Regions from separate parts of the Homo sapiens genome. Here region 2 is linked to region 1. The links are chromatin loops, found by intact Hi-C in ENCODE. Cell type or tissue: PC-9. All regions are shown on one strand. Each heading gives the region's core, and the rest is flanking DNA. Links, peaks and the distances in the headings are about the cores only. Region 1 holds the start of LOC124904291 (a long non-coding RNA gene). Region 2 has its middle 28 kb from the start of SETBP1-DT.

Region 1 (5,386 bases), core at 315-5,314:
TCTGTAACAGACAAAGATATTTTTTAAATCACAACTTCAATATCTTATCAAAACCAATACAATAAAGGTCATTTAGAAATATCTTTAAATCACTTAATACAAGTCTGTTTTAAATTTTCCTTAATTTTCACAGAAATATCTGTTTAAATCAGGTTCCAAACAAATTTTATGCATTATTGTTTAATATCCCCCTAAAGTCTTTTTAACTTTTAACAAGCTAAAACTGACCCTGTATTCTGTATCGTTTTCTTCCAAATGCCAGTTAGTTATTCAAAAATCTGGGTCATTTGTCATATAGAATTTCCCACATTGTATTTGGCTAACTCTTTGTGGTTATCATTTAACATGTTTTTCTAAGCTTCATTTTTTCCTGAAAACTGGCAGTTGGATCTAAAGCCTTAGCAAGATAAAAGCTTATTATTATTATTTTTTTACTCCAGCAAGAGCAAGGCAGAGATGGTACTGTATGCTTCATATTGCATTATATCAAAAGAAATGAAATATTTTCTTTTCCTACCTTTAGTAACAGTAGATTTCAATGATGAAAGTGGAATTCATTTTTAAATGAAGGTCCCAATTAGCTTTCATCTGAAGGGTTAAACAGCCATTCATGACTAATACCTAGATCCACTGTTTCTTTATTTTCTTTCTATTTTTGTTGAGGTAGGGTCTTTCTTTTGCCCAGGCTGGTCTCAAACTCATAGTCTCAAGTGATCCTTTCACTTCTGCTTCCCAACTGGCTGGAATTACAGGTGTAAGCCATGCCTCCAGCTATTATTTCATTAGGAAAAAAATTATATAACAATCTTACTTCATTTATAAGCTGTATTTATACTACAAAGAATAACTTTTTATTATTCTCTTTCTGGTTTCACTGAAATACAATCCACGCAGAGTAAATACATGATATTTTCCAATTTTCAGAATAATGAGTTAGTTCCTGTGAAAACCCCAACTTTGATGAGAATTTTTAAAAGATCATGAACACATGTATTTTTAATGTTTTGATGTGTTTCAATTCATTGAAGTTATTACTATTTAGATAGTTATGTTTGGCCCCTATTTTTGGCCAGTAAGCTTCCCTAAAAGTCAATTTGTATGTCCTTCTGACATTACCCCACACTTTGCATATCTCTTGGCTTTTAGAGACAACAAGATAACCACACTCATTTTGGAGTTGTCTTGCCCTAGAGAGGAACTACAGTCTCTTTCATTCCAAATTTTGGCAGAAGAAGAAGAGTGTTTCATACTGGTGTGTCTGCAGGCTAGGAAGAGGGAAGAGTCTGAAATTGGGAGTAGGGGGAATGGAGATAATGCTCCTTCTGTGGATTTCAATAAGAACTGGCTCTGTAGGGGGTTTCTCTCTGTGTATTTCTTTCTGTTATTTTTTGAAAGCCTAAGGGCTTTCATCACTGACTTCTTGAATGATTATGTCACATTTATCTCACTACTTTCTAGTTTGTTTTTACTAAATTTGAAAAATAAAGTTTGGAGCCAGAAAGCACTTTTAGCCAAGAGTCAAAACACTTGGATTCTCAGAACCTGCTAACTATGTGGCCATAGACAAAACCTAAAAATGCTCTGGCTCTCATTTTTTTTTCATTTACAAAATGAGGATTATAATAAGTGCCAACTTAACTTTCAGAAAAGATGTGCAAATATTACTAAAGCAAAAGTGGGATGTCTTCAAAAAACACAAGTGTACAATTGTGTATTGCTTAATGACAGGGATACACTTTAAGGAATACATTGTTAGGTGATTTCATTGCTGTGCAAACATTATAGAGTGTACTTTACGTAAACTGAGATGGTACAGCCTACCACATACTTAGGCTATATAACATAGCCGATTGCTCCCAGGCCACAAACCTGTATAGCATGTTGCTGCACTGACCAGTGTAGGCAATTTTATTTATTTATTTATTTATTTATTTGACAAGAATGAGACTTTAATCAGTTTTAAGTGGAGTTTATAGTGTATGCAATTTTAACACAATGTTAAATATCTGTGTATCTAAACATATCTAGATGGAGAGGACAGAGCAAGATGGCCTAATAGAAGCCTTCATTGATCATCCCTCCCATAGGAACACCAATATAACATCTACACAAAAAAGCACATACACAAGAATGAAAAATTATGTGAGGTATCACAATACCTGGTTTTAACTTCATATCACTAAAAGAGGCACTGAAGAGGGTAGGGAAAACAGCCTTAAATTACTGATGCCACCCTTCTTCCATACTCCCAACAGTGGCCATGTGGCAAGGAGAATCTATGTGTTTGGGTGAGGGAGAGTGTGGTGAATGAAGTGCTGCTCTGTCACAGCAGAAAGGAAAACATGGCTAAACTCAGCTGATGCCTACACATGGAGGGGGGATCGTTTAGACCAGCTTTAGCCAGAGGGGAGTTAGCCATCCCAGTGGTTGAATTTGAGTTTTGGGAAGCCTTGCCCATGAGGGCTAAGGGGCTCTGGGGTCCTAAATACGCTTGAAATGCAGTCTAGGCTACAAGGACTTGCAATTTCTAAAAAGTCCTAGCAGCATACTGGGCTCAGAGCTAGTGGATATGGGACATCAGCCAGGGTGACTAAGGGAATGCTTGTGCCTCTCCCTCGACAAACCCAGGCAGCACAGCTTGCAGCAACAAAAATGACTCCTTTATTTTACTTGAGGAGAGGAGGAGGGAAAGAAGAGTAAGGGGGACTTTGTCTTGCATCTTGGTTACCAGGTCAGTCATATTAGGATAGGGCACTGGGAAGAGTCATGAGTCCCCCATTCCAGGCCCTAGCTCCTGAACAACATATCTAGACATACCCTAGACCAGATGAGAACTTGCTACCTTAAGGAAAGAAGCCAGTCTGGCAGGATTAATCACCTGCTGACAAAAATGCCCTTGGGCCTTGAAGAACCAGCAGCAATACCTACATAGTTAGTCATGGGCCTTGGGTGAGTCTCTGAGATATGCTGGCTTCAGGCACCAGCTTGGCCACATTGGGTAGAGCACAAAGAGGGCTATTGACTTCCCTGATTCTAGGCCTTGGCTCTTGGGTGGCATTTCTCAACATGTTCTGGGCCAAAGGGGAACCCATTGCCCTGAAGGGTGAGTCGCAGGCCTGATGGCTTCACCACAGGCTGACTGAAGAGCCCTTGTGGTCTTTAAGTGAATATCTGTGATAGCCTGGTAGTACCTCTCTTGAGTCTCTGGTGGTGGTGGCCACGAGGAAAGGCTCCTCTGCCTGGGGAAAAGGGAGGGAAGAGTAGGAAAAATATTATCTCATGGTTTGAGTGACACCTTAGCCTCAATACAATAGAACACCAGGCAGATTTCTAAGATCTTTGATTCCAGTCCCTGGCTTCCAGACAGTACCTGTGGACCCACCCGGGGACTGAGGAAACTCACTAACCTGATGAAAAAGACAAGCCTGGTTGGTTTTGTTACCTGCTGATTATAGAGTCCTAGGGCCTTGAGCAAACAGAAGCAGTAGCCAGGTAGTGGTTACACTGGGCTTTGGGTGAGACCAAGTGCTGTGTTGGCTTCAGTTCTGACCCAGTGCAGTCTCAGTGGTAGTGGCCACAGAGGTGTTTATGTCTAGCTTCAGGCAGCTCAGCAGATAGAGAGAGACTCTGTTTGTTTGGGAGAAATTAAAGGAAGAGAACAAGAGTTTCTGTTTCTGTCACTTTCAACTTTTCCCCACTAAGTATAATGTTGACTATGAGTTTATCATAGATGGCTTTATTACCTTAAAGTATGTCCCTTCTATGCCGATTTTACAGAAGGTTTTAATCATAAAACGATGCTGGATTTTGTCAAATGCTTTTTATGCAGCTCTATTGAGGTAATCATATGATTTTTGTTTTTAATTCTGTTTATGTGGTGTATCACATTTATTGACTTGCATATGTTAAACCATGCCTGCATTTCTGGTATGAAACCCACTTGATCATGGTGGATAATTTTTTTGATATGCTATTTGAATACTCGCAGTCAACTGATCTTCAAAAGAGCAAAAAAAAAAAAAAAAAAACAACAACAAAACAAACAAACAAAAAAAACATAAACTGGGAAAAGGCCCCCCTATTCAACAAATGATGCTGAGATAACTGGCAAGCCACGTGTGGAAGAATAAAATTGGATCCTTATGTCTCACCTTATACAAAAATCAACTCAAGATGGATCAAAGACTTAAACCTAAGACCTGAAAACATAAAATTTCTAGAAGATATCAGAAAAACTCTTCTAGACATTGGCTTAGGCAAAGAGTTTATGACGAAGAACCCAAAAACAAATGCAACAAAGATAAATAGATGGGAGTTAATTAAACTAAAAAGCTTCTGCACAGCAAAAGAAATAACAAGCAGAGAAAATAAACAACCCACAGAGTGGGAGAGAATTTTCACAAACTATGCATTAAAAAAGGACTAATTACCAGAATCTACAAGGAACTCAAACAAGTCAGCAAAAAAACCCAAATAATCCCATCAAAAATTGGGATAAGGACATGAATAGATACTCTCAAAAGAAGATATACAAATCACCAAAAAGTATATGGGAAATGCTTAACATCACTCTTTATCAGGGAAGTACAAATCAAAACCACAATGAGATATCACCTTACTCCTGTAAGAATGGCCATAATCAAAAAATTAAAAAATAATAGATGTTGGCATGGATGTGGAGAAAAGGGAATGCTTTTACACTGCTGGTGGGAATGTGAACTAGCACAACCAATATGGAAAACAGTATGGAGACTTCTTAAAGAACTAAAAGTAGATCTACCATTTGATCCAGCAATTTCACTACTGGATATCTACCCAGAGGAAAATAAGTCATTATATAAAAAAGACACTTGCATATGCATGTTTATAGTGGCACAATTCACAATTGTAAAAATATGAAACCAGCCCAAATGCCTATCAATCAACAAGTGGATAAAGAAAATATGATACACACACACACACACACACACACACCATGGAATACTACTCAACCATAAAAAAGAATGAGATAATGACATTTGCAGCAATCTGGATGGAGTTGGAGACCATTATTCTAAGTGAGGTAACTTAAAAATAGAAAACCAACATTGTGTGTTCTCACTTGTGAATGAGAGCTAAGTTATGAGGACACAAAGGTATAAGAATTATAAAATGAACTCTGGGGACTCGGGGGGAAGAGTGGAGGGGGAAAGGTTAAAAGACTACACATTTAGTACAGTGTACACTGCTTGGGTAATAGGTGCACCAAAATCTCAGAAACCACCATAAAGAAATTATCCATGTAACCAAACACCACATGTTCCCCCAAACTATTGAGATTTTTAAAAAAGACAAAAAAAATTAAGATAACACAGAAAAGGAATTCATAATTCAATTAGATATATTT
Region 2 (5,386 bases), core at 184-5,183, 310 kb before region 1:
CATGCCCTAGTCTCTCTGTAGTCATGCCACTACTGTGGCTACTAGCCAGAAAAATTACAGAACCGTATCTAAGAAACTTGTTTATACTGGAAAGAGACCAGTCATTTTTATTATCATCATACTAACAAAATAATAACAAAGAATCAAATCATGCTTGTTGATTAAATTCTACTTGAAGAACTGAGCACGGTTTGCCCTCTGTATTTGTAGGGGATTGGTTCCAGAAACCCCAGCAGACACCAGAATCAATGGCATAGGGCCGTGGGACCTCTGTATCTGTGAGTTTCCATCTGCAGCTGGATGTGAAACCTGTGGATATGAAGGGCCAACTGTACTGACCCATATTCTTTGGGGTTCTTGATTTGATGGTAGGGGTCATATGTGTGTTGGAGGCACTGGTGGGCAGGAAAAGGGAGATGTATCTGAATCATCTGGAGACTTATTCAATTCAAAGTATTTTTGCACATTTCTATGTCTTTCTCTTTATTTTTGATTTATTCAATTATGCCCTTGAAGGACAGGTTTTTGGATTTTGAAAAAAAAAGCTTCTCAGATGATTCTGATATAATAAATGTATAATAATAATAATAAGTAACATATAATGGAAAATTGTTTGTTTGTTTGTTTTTGAGATGGAGTTTCGCTCTTTCTGACCAGGCTGGAGTGCAATGGTGCGATCTTGGCTCACTGCAACCTCTGCCTCTGGGGTTCAAGTGATTCTCCTGCCTCAGCCTCCCAAGTAACTGGGATTACAGGCACCTGCCACCATGCCTGGCTAATTTTTTTTTTGTATTTTTAGTAGAGACGGGGTTTCACCGTGTTGGCCAGGATGGTCAACCAGGGTGGTCTCGTGATCCGCCCGCCTCGGCCTCCCAAAGTGCTGGGATTACAGGCGTGAGCCACCGTGCCCAGCTGTAAAACATTTCTTGAATGCTTTCCGTGTGCTGGACACTGTCCTAAGCCCTACTCTTTCCTGTGGTTGAGACCTTTTCTCTGTGATATGCATGCAAATTGGTACTATAGTCTAGAAATTAGCTACATGAGGTCATCCACATTCACTTTCTTATACCCTTATAATGTTGTATATTTTCCATGAGAAAAATCTGTGCACTGAAAGAACAATTTCCTATGTGCCACCATATGTGACTTTGGACAAAAAATATTATTCTAAGCCTCAGTTTCCTTATTTGTGGCAAATAGGGAGAATAAAAGCTTCTTTGTCTATATTGATATATTAATGTTTACTATAATGAGATGGCTAATTCAGAGTGTGGTTAAGAAAGACAGAAACTTAGGACATTAACTGGAAATCAAAATTTACAATCAAAGAAAGTTTAACTGAATCTAATTTGGGCTAAACACCATGAGGTACAAAGAACTCTATAGTATTTCCTTGCTTCTAATGTTTTCAGTGATAAACTACATGAAATAATCAGTGAACAAGAGACCTTTGTGTAACCAACATGGTGCTAAAATATGGGTCAAAAATTAGGGAATAGACAAATCTAAGACACTATTAGCAAAAATGTTTTAAAAAAAGGCAGATAGTAACATGGACTAGATTCATGAGAGAGGTGAGACGTGAGTTAGGTCTTGAAGGTAGCAAGGTGGAAAGAAAGAAAACATATTTTTAGTAGCTGCATTGGTGGAGGCAGGAGGGCAAATCTGGAGTCCTAAGTAATCCCAGTATTATGCTATAACTCTCAGAGTCAACCCTATACACAAAAATAGAGAACATAAATTCATCGTGACATTATGCAGTGAGCATCGTCTTGTGAGGGTTACAGTGTAAGTAAAGTATGTGCCTCTGTGTGATTTGTGTCTCTGGAGGAAGTCTCACCAGAGGCAAAAGGTCAGAATTATGTCGTGTAATTCCTGTGTCCTCATAACATCCAGTATGATTCCAAGTATATTGGGAGAAACTCGGTTCACATTTTAAGTGGGTTGGAGACATAAGGAGGTTTCATAGGGTTGGCAGGTGGGATAAGGTGATAGACTTGGAACCAGAAGTTGGAAAAACAGGGCTGTGCAGAAGGGGAGTGAGAACCTTCACAGAAAATTAGCTCTCCTAAGCTATTTTCCTAAGACAAGGTCTCTGTCACATATCTCTAAAACACCCACCTCAAAAACTGGAAAGTCTGTATCTTTTCTACCCACCCTTCCCCCAACCCCAAATTTCTTTCTTTAAATGTAGACAAAAGTTGAGGCTGAGCTCGTGTGATTAATACCAGCCTGTCTTGAGTGCACCTCCATCACCCCACGGTCTTCCCATTTTTCTTAGATGCTGAGAAAATGCTTTTCACAGCTATGATGACACAGCCAGAAATATCACCTTTTGAAGACATCATAACCGTGAGATATGACACTCTTTCGGCCGTTAGAAGGTTATTTGCTGTAGCCATTAAATACAGCCCTGTCATTCCCACTCACCTGAGCCATATTTCCTCCTTCAATAGATTATCCATAAATATAGGCTCAGGTACAAATAGAAATAATGAACATTCACAGATAAAGAAGACATGCACAGCCAAATCCTGCCTGAAGATAAGAGAACAGTCCTCCCTAGAGCAGGCTCAGCAGAGCCCAGAGGCCAGGTCTCCTGGAGGGGTCCCAGGGACTCAGGGCAATGTGGCAATGCAGAGTCCATGCCTGCTAAATTCCAAAGATGTTACAGACTGCCCACTTGGTACTCCAGCCTACTTTGTTGACATTTATTAATTAGAATTATTAGTAGCAGCTTGTCCAGAATTTAGCTTCAGTTAATATTAGTATTTTTAACAAGACATTGTGTTGTTCGTATAGATTCCATAATTTCCAAAGGACTAAACAGGTTTACTCGCTTAATCTAAGTAATTTTACATATTCCAGTCCAGATGCCTTATTATCTTCTGTGCGTTCAGCACTTTCTTAAGAACCTGATGAAATAAAATAAAAATGTAAAAAAAAAAGTGACAATTTAGCATCAAACTGTGCCAAAACTTTTGGCCTTACGCAAGAGTGAAACAACAACACTAAAACTAAATGCGAGACTGAGTAGCACTGGTGACTAATTCCGCAGGCATTTGTAGAGAAAGATAACCAACGATCTCCTGGGACTGATAGGACTTTAGCTGGGCCTTGGGAGTGGCAGGTATGCAAAGGGCCTTTATCTGGGTTCTCAAAACTTGGAACCCTGTAGAGAGTTTGGCAGATTATCGGTAGGAGTGAGTGGAAATTTGAGAAGGGAGGAATATCTCTGAAATGAATGGGAATATTTGCTGCAAAGTAATATAAGACCTAAATTGCTCACGAGACTTCTAGCATTGAGGAAGATAACCCTGGGCAAATTAAGTCTTGGAAATAATTTGTAGATTTGTGTAATACTGTGATATAGCGATTCCCAAGGATGATCTACAAACACAGAAACAACTTCTTCATAAGTGTTTGTGTACCCCATCATTAAAAAATATGTTTCACCCAATGAGAGAAAACCCAGGGAATACCATGACAGGTATGGGATTAGTGTCATTTTGTGCTTCCAGATAGATTTGTCTACCACGGAGTAAAAACATAGTGACCTATCTACAAGTTGTATTTTTGTCTATCGGCCTATGCATGAAGTTGATGCATTTGATTGGCCAAGAGGACTTGCCTCATGCAGAGGCTCCCAGTAAATAAAATGAGATTGCTTTTCATAAACATGCATTCATTTCACAAGCTCATACCTTCAATTAGTGAAATATTTTCATGTGCTAATGCCTCTGTTTTTAGAATAAAGTGTAATTAATTTTTAACCCTCAAAGTACATGACACACTTATATGCAGGTTAAGTGCTTTATGCATTTTCAACAGCTTCCAGATCTTTAGTGTATCATCTGAAGCTGTAACATACACATAAAATTCATATACATATGTTTATAAAAGTTCTTGCAAGGACAGAGAGAAAGAGAGAGAGAGAGAGAGACAGACATTTGTTCATACACATATTGAAAGCAATTTTAGTTTGAGATCTGGCCATAGGCTGCCAGGATTGGAAGAGAGCTACATACAACAGTGCGTGAAGAGATTGGGTTGGCCTGATTTTGACCCTCAACAGTCTGTTTGCACACAGTAGCTGGGAAGGTGCTTTTGAAAAGTAAGGCAGTTTTGTTAGTTGCCTGCTCAAGGCCCTCCAATGGCTTCCTATTGAAAAGGAAACAGTAGGTTAGAAAACAACCTAAAGTCCTCATCTCAGCCTACCAGACCCTTCTCCAACTGGCCCCGGTTACCTCTTATTTATTTACGATCATTTTTGTTCACTCCACCCTCACTGACCTTCTCGCTGTTCTTCAAAGATGCTTAGCGGGTTTCTGGCCCAGAGTCCTTTTCCTTGATGCTCTCTCTGCCTGGAACACAATTCTCTCAGACACGCACATGGCTGACTTCCTCCCTCCACTCAGGTCTCTGCTCAAAGGCCACCTCTGCAGCGAGTCCTTCCCTGATCACCCCATTTAAGATTGCCCCCATGTCTTCTCTGGCCCACTGTCTTGCTTCCTTTTGCATCACAGGAGTTAGCACGACCTGACATTTTATAATACATCTATTTGTTATTCCTTTAGTTTATGTTTCCTAAATAAGGATGGCAGTTCCACAAAGGATGGCTTATGTCTTGTTTTCAGCTGTATGTCTGGCACATAGTAGATACCTATTAAAAGCTTGTTGAGGCCGGGTGCGGTGGTTCATGCCTGTAATCCCAGCACTTTGGGAGGCCGAGGCGGGCAGATGACCTGAGGTCAGGAGTTCATAGACCAGCCTGGCCAACATGGCAAAAACCTGTCTCTACTAAAATACAAAAATTCGCCAGGCATGGTGGCATGTGCCTGTAGTTCCAGTGACTCAGGAGGCTGAGGCAGGAGAATCACTTGAACCCGGGAGGCAGAGGTTCCGGTGTGCCGAGATTGTGCCACTGCACTCCAGCCTGGGTGACCAAGTGAGACTCTGTCTCAGAAAAAAAAAACAAAAACCAAAAAGCTTGTTGAATGAAAAAACAAAAATAGCAGAATAGTATTTCTTGGCTTATTTACTTACTTAGTAATTCATTTATTATGACCACCATATGCCTACAACCCAATCTGAGAACTGGAATATGATTAAATGTATCAGAGAATGTCATAGCCCTATGTCGGCCCTTCCTCCCTCACTTGGTCTCCCCCATCCAAGGTAATATTTATCTTAGGTTTTGTGTTATAATTTTCTTCCTTTTAAAACATAGTTTTATTTATATATATGTATATATATATATTATACCTATATATGTATTTAAATTGTATTTTGCTTTGAATGCATTTTTCATTTTGTTTGATTCTGAATTTCATTTAAAAAGAATATCATTCTACATGTAATCTCCTGAGACTTTTTCCCACTCAAT

The links. Peaks named below come from ENCODE experiments on the same cell type or tissue, not always from the same donor. Only the 100,000 strongest peaks of a DNase experiment are listed, where the experiment ranks them.
Region 2: a loop joins it to region 1, with 5 times the contacts of the local background. A loop is called at or near these places in 2 of 110 quality-filtered maps.

What each region holds. Positions count from the first base shown.
Region 1 is chr18:44,339,576-44,344,961 of GRCh38, reverse strand. All of the region lies in intron 2 of LINC01478 (long intergenic non-protein coding RNA 1478), which reads left to right. It overlaps LOC124904291 (a long non-coding RNA gene), which reads right to left and starts at 3,627. Exons shown (of 2, transcript XR_007066348.1): 1 at 3,443-3,627; 2 at 1,932-3,239. RefSeq lists an enhancer at 2,638-3,837. In PC-9, for the core only: no CTCF peak of the experiment used is centred there; DNase peaks (open chromatin) are centred at 1,811, 2,611 and 2,981; H3K4me3 peaks cover 606 bases; H3K27ac peaks cover 3,111 bases.
Region 2 is chr18:44,649,339-44,654,724 of GRCh38, reverse strand. No RefSeq gene overlaps it. Among named protein-coding and RNA genes, the nearest start is that of SETBP1-DT, 28 kb to the left of the region's middle. In PC-9, for the core only: no CTCF peak of the experiment used is centred there; a DNase peak (open chromatin) is centred at 3,064; H3K27ac peaks cover 2,423 bases.